3 separate regions of the Mus musculus genome follow, and regions 2 and 3 are each linked to region 1. The links are chromatin loops, found by intact Hi-C in ENCODE. Cell type or tissue: left cerebral cortex. All regions are shown on one strand.

Region 1 (2,500 bases):
GTAGAGTCTAAAGAAAAGAATGCACAACAAGCCTTAACTTAAGCCTTCCAGAAAGGAGTTGGATAGATAGACCCAGTGCCTGGAAGAGATTGGTGCAGATTTCAGAGACAATACACAAGCTATTTCTATTCTTTTGGAAAAATGTCAGAGGTACTTACATGAAGGAAGACACGACCAAATTAGTCCTTGGAATATTTTCCTTTCTTAAAAGAGAGGAAGAGAAAGAAAAAAAATAACAATAATCTTTACTTTGTCCAGCCTTGAAGTGCTTCTCCACTTGATTCAAAGCTGCAGGCACGGCGACCCACACAGAACCTTCAAAGTCAATCCAATAGCAGCCCGAAGATGTCTGGGTGTACGCGTGTGCTCAAGTGTCTGTGACTGCGAGGCGAGCGAGCAGAGAGCTGGAGACGAAGTGTGCGTGTGTGCGCGCGCGAGAGGGGGGCAAGGGGGAGGCGCGCGCGGGCTTGCGCATTCGCGCGCGCACCGAAGCCGCTGGAAGAGGAGGAGGAGAAAGAGGAGGAGGAGAGAGAGGAGGAGGAGAAAGAGGAGGAGGAGGAAGGTGGAGGAAGCGAAGGAGGAGGTGGAAGAGGAGGAGAAAGTGGTTGTCTGTGGCCGGTGGGATTAAAAGTAACCAGACTCGTCCAGAAAACTGTGTCCAGGAAGGAAGTGACTGGAGACGAATGGGAAAAGGAGAGCAGCTCATAGCCTTAGATAGGTCGTGTAAAAGAGCGGGGGGTGGGGGGAATGTAAGGATACTGGGAGGGGACGCGGGGGCGGCAAGCAAGACGGAGCACACGGGGCTGGGGTTCTAAGCAGCACGTACGCTCCGGTGCTACCCCTGTCCCCCAATTCATTTTATTCTTGCCTTTGCCTGGCGCTGCCTTTTCCTTTCCGTTTCTCTATCCCAACCAGCCCAAACCGTTGCCTCTCCTCCCGAGCTGGGGAAATCATCAGTTTCACTCTTGCAAAAGGGGGGCGGGACTAGAACCTCGCAACATTTTAATAAAACAAACATACTGCAGCTCCCTCCTCACCCCTCCAGTCTCAACTAGATTGATAAATTACTCCACTACACTACTTTAATTATGTATATGGTATGCAGAATAAATCACTGAACATCAGTACCTCAATCAAGCACTTTTAAATGATAATTGCATCTTGGTGAATCAATCTTTCCATTCCTGACATTTTGCTAATTTTAGTTTTACGGTGGGGTAATGGCACATGCCATACGCAAACCTAATGACAATTCTTTATTGCATGAAAGGGAAGACAACACGGGGAGCGGCGGCTCCCTGCCTCTCTCCCCGCCGCTACAGAGGACGCTAGGCTCCTGCGCGCTCGCTCCCCCGGGGAGGCTGCAAGCCAGCTAGCAGGAAAGTCCTTCTGAAGTCGAGATCTTCCTTCTGACCAATAGGAGCGCGACCCTAAGAGCTGCTCTAGTGACTCCCCCCCCCCCCGCCCCCTTTAGATTCTCAGTAGCCACTTCATCCTTGCTCCGGTCCGCGCGCGCCTCCGTTACTCACGCGTAAAAGCCACGATCCAGGATGTCTGCAAGCCTCGATCCCAGCGTGCGCTTCCTGCCCGCCCAGAATGTATAAAGCTTTTGGCCTTGAGAGTCAGGAGGGCTAGGCTAGAAAGTGAGCCGAAAGGATCCTCCAATGTTAGTAATAAATTAATTACAAGTTTTTGAAATCTCGACTTTATCCCCGGGCCATTAACTTTCGAATCAATCTGGACAAATTTACTGAGAGGACAGCTTCCTCGGAGAATGCCCCCTCCTTCCCTCCACACCTTACTGGACTTTATCCAGGTCATTAGCAAGTAAACCAAAAACAACTTCCCAAATGCATTAGGCTCCCCTGACCGATAGATAGCGGGTGACTTCACTTATCCTGAAGAGTTTCAGCTGCACAGGAAGCAGGAGCAGACACTGATAAGAACTCTTAGGTTAAGGTTTAAGCTGTCGAATAATTTTCCATAGTAAAAATATAGGTTAACAAAGAATTGATACTTAGAAAAAAAAAAAAGGTACTAGATATCACGACCACACCTAAAAAGCTAAAGATTAAATATATCAACTATATACAAGTCAACCCTATGCATTCTCAAAATAGTGAAAGATTGCATGCCAGGAGTACTGTAGCTTGTGTAAAATATGAACATTTAATTTTTAATACTATGATTAGAGGAAGAGAAAGTTCACAGAGTACTATAATGTAGAAGATACAAGAGTAGACAATAGTAGCCCATAGAAATATCTAGCTAATTAAAAATATTTTCGAAAGTATATGTTTAACCCAGTAACTGGCTGAATTTCCCGGGAAGCTCTCCAGTAGGCCTGCAGAGTACTATTTTAATGCAGAGGGGCATTGTGCTTCAAAAAAGCCTCCTGCCTCATTGTGCTGTTTGAAGTTAGTAGCTTCTATCAGAGCAGTGGACTCAACATTTAAGCACCCTCCGAAGGAAGGCTTCATTTGAAAGCAGAAAGTTGTTT
Region 2 (2,500 bases), 1.6 Mb after region 1:
TCCTCCCAATCAGCCAGAGGATGCCTTTTCTACTGGAGATAATCCAAGAATTCTCTTATTTATCTCCACTTCATTTTTGACCTGGGAATGGATGGTAACAATGGTATATTTTAATCAAAACTCATATGTGTGCTTTAATTGTTATAATATAGTAAGAAAAGTTTGCATGTTTGTCTCTGTTGGAGTGGGGCGAACCACACATTCTACCATCGAAAAACAAATTTTAAAAGGTGCAAAATTAACACACATACTTTTGTTTGGGGCTTTCAAGTTTTTATTTGCTTTTTCATTTTATTTGTAATCATAAAATCTGATTCTTCTGAATACACTAGAGTAAACTGCCCATTTTTATTTTCAGTAACTAGAAGAGAGGCAAATATAAGTACTAAATCAAGGGGGGGGGAATTAATTTCACAATTAAGTCTTGGGGCTAAAGATAAAAACACTGAGAACCTTTTGTCACTAACTGATGTTCCATTCTGTAGTGCTTGTAATTTGTTCATTTTCCTTCCTACAACATGCCCAATATGCCAGCAATCCTACCATTAGACTCAAATGTGTCACTACATACACATGACCAACGGGAAATGGGTACAACCATAATGAAGATGCAGATAGCCAGAAGCAGTGCTAAGACCTTTGTCTTAGACTGAATGTAAATACAGTAGGAGCAGGAAAACGAAGGCGTAGGGAGCTTCTAATTTTTGTACATACAAACAAATGCTGTTCATCATATCTGCAAAAAGTAGACTTTCTTAGATTGACTTATTGACATAAATTACACAATATCTCTGGAAATCGTCAACAGTTTCTATATCAACATCCCTTGCAAATACCATTGGTTCTCAGTGAACTCCTTCTGACCTCCTGGTCCGAGGCTGTCACTGTGTGATGTACATAATTCTCTCAACACTGATCCATTACCTCTGCCCAGTGTTGGGGGTCAGGCCAATAGTGTAAAGTCAAAGATAATTAGCAGCCCTATCAATAACCAGTTACAGGATCTCCGCCCAAGTGACAGGACAGAAAAGCCAAGAGAGGACATCGCATTATAAAGTGAGAGAGATGTGCCGACATCTTCTCTGGTTCAAGCGGCTGCTATGGACTATCAGCATCACCAGGAGACCTCACTACATTAGCATAAATTCAAATGACAAATGCACAGTGCTATTCAGAGACTCATTAATTTGCAGTGGGTGCCGTGCTCATGACATATTAGTGCAAAATTCAAATGTCTTTGTAGCAATGCGAATTTAGTTGTGAGACCAAAGTCGCTAAAATGAAAATGTGTGGGTTTTTTTAGCAGTTTATTAAATTATGAACTGTGATGACTATATCCGTGCATCTTTTTAAGCAGATGAGGTCCAGCGTGCTCCAGCGGCAAACGCATGGTTTGTGTTGATATTTTCCCTTCAGACAGTTTCCTCGCAGCAGATCAGACTGTCTGCTCTGAGCTCTTGCTGCATACGGGCTGAGAGCGCCCCCTTCTGGACAAATGACAATGTCACTTGAAAAAGAAGACCAGACCATTTATTGTTTTCCTTTCTTATTTTTAACAGAATTTGATATAAAGAATTTCAGGGCCCACCTCAAACCCAAAGAAACCAGCTTGGAATCATTTGTTGTAATAAGAGAATACAACAACTTTCTATGAAACGCCCAAGCATCACCCACTGTCGAAAGTGATCTACAATTATTTTGTATGGCACTTTTTTCTCTAACATCTCACAAAATTGTCCTTAAAAATAATGTCCTGGTTTATATATGCTAAGAAAATAAGCAATGAAATATTGTTAATCATTGTATTCTTGCTCCACAATATCATGGAAAAATTACAATTACTAGGAGTTTGTTTTATCGCTTTAAAAAAAAAAGCAAGCATATCCACAGAGCCTTTTCAACAAAGCAACCACATATGTATTGTATGCATCTCAGTTAAGGAGACAATGAATAGACAGGGTAAAGGTTGACTCACATCTGGTCCAGATGTGGATAGTGAGTTTTCCTGTTTCACAGATGGTAACATCCGCCCAGTTACTTCATTACTCAAAATAGCCTTATCAATAGTGTGTTTCAAATACTAACATACCCCACAATATTAAAAACACTGCTCTAATCAGTAAAATAATGACATGAAGAGAGTTAATCTTCTCTGCAGGAATAACATAGCAAAAAATGTACAATATCAGCCTCTGTGTTTCTCGGGGTTCAGGGTTCTAATCTTGTTGCAGCAGAGTTACACCCCAGGTTTATGAAGTAAACACTCATCAACTCATGTTGATGTTTAATAGTAATAAATGTATATATATATATATATATATGTGTGTGTGTGTATGTATATATATATATATATATATATATATATATATATATCAGTCCTCAGTGGAAGGGCCAACTTGTCAAATAGTAACACACATCTGAATAAATTGGAAATCATATTAATATTTGGAAATAATTTTTAGAATAATAAAAATTTCAGAAATAAGAAATACACACCTTT
Region 3 (2,500 bases), 580 kb after region 1:
ACCGGTGTTAGCTTAGCCAGACTTCAATTTGGAACCTCTTAGAAAGATTCAGAAAGCTCTCCGGCGCTTCATCGGACTGTTTTTGTTTCTTGTTTTCCCCTTGTCAGAATTGAAGGATAGAGTGGCAGCTATCTTTAGCAATCTGACCTAATGGAGGCTTTCATCCACTCTTTCCTCAAAGCCCACCCAATGCAAGGAACCTTTCCCAAGTGCCCTGGGAAGAAATCTCCTTGGGAAATTCTTCAGAAGGCTATTTAGAGAGCATGCACAGAGACCGAAATAGTTCTCAGAGAGATCTTGGCTTTTTTTGCTGGGAGACTGTCTGGGCTTGTTGGCCAGATACTTCACTGGGTAGATCTTTGCTCGTCAGTGTTTAGCCCGGTGAAACTTTTTTTTTTCCCCATTAGATGTTTCTACTTTCTTCTTCCTTGTAGAAAGAAGTTTCACATGGACTACTTATCTACAATAAGACGTTTGAAGAAAGAAATAACAGAAAAAAAAAATAGAAAGTAAAACACCAGGGATGTGATTAGATTTCAAAAGCTGTAGCCATTGTAAAACGAAGGCTACTGTGCCTCTTGCTAGTATCTCTTGAATGTTAGAAGGATGATGCTATAATTTAATTTTAATAAACTAAAATTCCTTCTCTGACAGGGATTCATATTATGTCTGACTTTTTAATTACCTTAATTATTTTTCTTTCATTTGTGATATATATATATAAACGGGAAATATATATATATATATATATATATATTTGTCTCTAACACAAGCATGCAAAGGTCCCTATAACCAGGACAAGGTATTTTCATTTTCTTCTGTTTTCCCTGTTGCATTCCTAACTGCATTTAATCATGGTATTTAAAAATAAACTGATTTCATTTTAGGAAGAAACTTTAAATTGAATTATTCTTAAAACTTGTGATTGCATTTTCTACATCTCCAAACTAGCCATGGAAATGAAAGGTTAAAAACAAACAAACAAACAAACAAACAAACAAAAGAAAAACTAGGAAGGTCACAGACAATCTTGAACTTTTTCTTCCCACCCCAAACTAGCCTCATTTCAGAACTGATAATATGAAATAGTATGTTGGTTCAGACTTATAGTACCCATTTCAACATCTCCACCAGGAAGACAAAGGCGCCCTGAGTCAAATATTGTCTAACAAAATAAAGAGCAGCTCAAACACCCGGCTCAGCTACTGACTAATTGCCGCAATAACACAGTGCTCAGCTTTGCTGCTGGAGAGTGAGTGTGGCAAACGGTATACTTCTTATTGGAATTAAAAGATGGCTGGGGGGAAATACAAGAATACTCTTATAAAAAAAGTTATGAGGTAATCTCGTTATAAGTTTTCCAAACTTCCTGCTGAGTGTTTGTTCCAAACGTCATTTAAATAGCATGTTACAGTGATACCTCATTTACATGGTGTGTCAAAGTGTTACAGTTTCCACATTTCTAGACGCCCAGGTCCAAGACGACATTGCATAATGAAGGGAAGGGGTGCAAGATTTTTAGGAATGAATTTCAATGTAAATAGCAATCAGTTTTTCTCTCCAGCTTCCAAGAACGGGGTGCATCAGTGATGCACTATGTATCCTGTCCTGGATGTTGCTATGCTCATGGATTTAGGCACTTTTCGAAAACATGGAGAGGGCATTAATGGCACCGAACAATTACTTTTTAAAATTCTGTTCTTTTTTCTTTCTTCATTTGCGTTCTATCACAAATTCATCTAAGCATACAAATCGTTGTTTCTCATTGGGGAGTTTATCTGCCAAAATTTTATTGCTATAGGAAATGTATGTCACTTTGGATTATCATTTGGCGCTGTTGAAGCCAGAACAGTATGAGCTTCAAACTTGGTTTTTAAAAAATCTAATTAGTATCAACTGAAAAACAAGATCCCCAAAGACATTTCTTTCTTACTTTTCCTACTACAAAAGATGATTGGTGATAAAATTACTAATTTGTGAATTTTTTTTGCTTAGACAAAACTGTATTTGACACATTTAAAGCATATTATTTTTTACTAATATACACATTTTCTTAAACTGTGCTTTAAAAATGGGGGAAATTAAATTAATCGAAAAGTTTGTACTGGTTAAATCCAGTTAGTATGGGCTGGAATGAATGAAAATAGAATAATTGAAGGCATTAACTCTTCCAGTAGCTCTCCAGGTAAACCTGGAGAAGATGGTAATCAATAAGGAAAATTTGCTAAGAATTATTTGCCTGTTAGGTTTTTGAGTGAAAGAAATGCAAAGATAATATAGAAAATCTGCACTGTGTGATCAAAATTCTTTTTTTTTCCTTTAGCTACTTTAAATTCCAGTGGGCAGGCATATGCAAAAATAGTAACTGGAATTTTCATCAAAATTAGTAGGAAATTGTATTTCTAGATACATGTATACACATTCACATGTGTATATACATCCATAATAACATGCCCACGTGTAAAGACACAAATGAACTTATCTAGAAGCTATGTGGAAA

The links. Hi-C counts contacts between places; a loop is a spot of excess contacts. Peaks named below come from ENCODE experiments on the same cell type or tissue, not always from the same donor. Only the 100,000 strongest peaks of a DNase experiment are listed, where the experiment ranks them.
Region 2: it touches region 1 in a loop (7-fold over the local background); 11 of 42 quality-filtered maps call a loop at or near these places.
Region 3: a loop joins it to region 1, with 8 times the contacts of the local background. A loop is called at or near these places in 5 of 42 quality-filtered maps.

What each region holds. Positions count from the first base shown.
Region 1 is chr13:83,522,739-83,525,238 of GRCm38, reverse strand. Mef2c (myocyte enhancer factor 2C) reads right to left here and starts at 496. Exons shown (of 11, transcript NM_001347575.1): 1 at 159-496. In left cerebral cortex, no CTCF peak of the experiment used is centred here; DNase peaks (open chromatin) are centred at 501, 748 and 1,451; H3K4me3 peaks cover 2,318 bases; H3K27ac peaks cover 2,500 bases.
Region 2 is chr13:81,943,183-81,945,682 of GRCm38, reverse strand. No RefSeq gene overlaps it. Among named protein-coding and RNA genes, the nearest start is that of Gm41009, 57 kb to the left of the region's middle. In left cerebral cortex, a CTCF peak has its summit at 1,484 (motif pointing left); DNase peaks (open chromatin) are centred at 674 and 1,462; H3K4me3 peaks cover 1,395 bases; H3K27ac peaks cover 1,731 bases.
Region 3 is chr13:82,940,691-82,943,190 of GRCm38, reverse strand. No RefSeq gene overlaps it. Among named protein-coding and RNA genes, the nearest start is that of Gm33073, 180 kb to the left of the region's middle. In left cerebral cortex, no CTCF peak of the experiment used is centred here; DNase peaks (open chromatin) are centred at 38, 249 and 1,407; H3K4me3 peaks cover 253 bases; H3K27ac peaks cover 2,500 bases.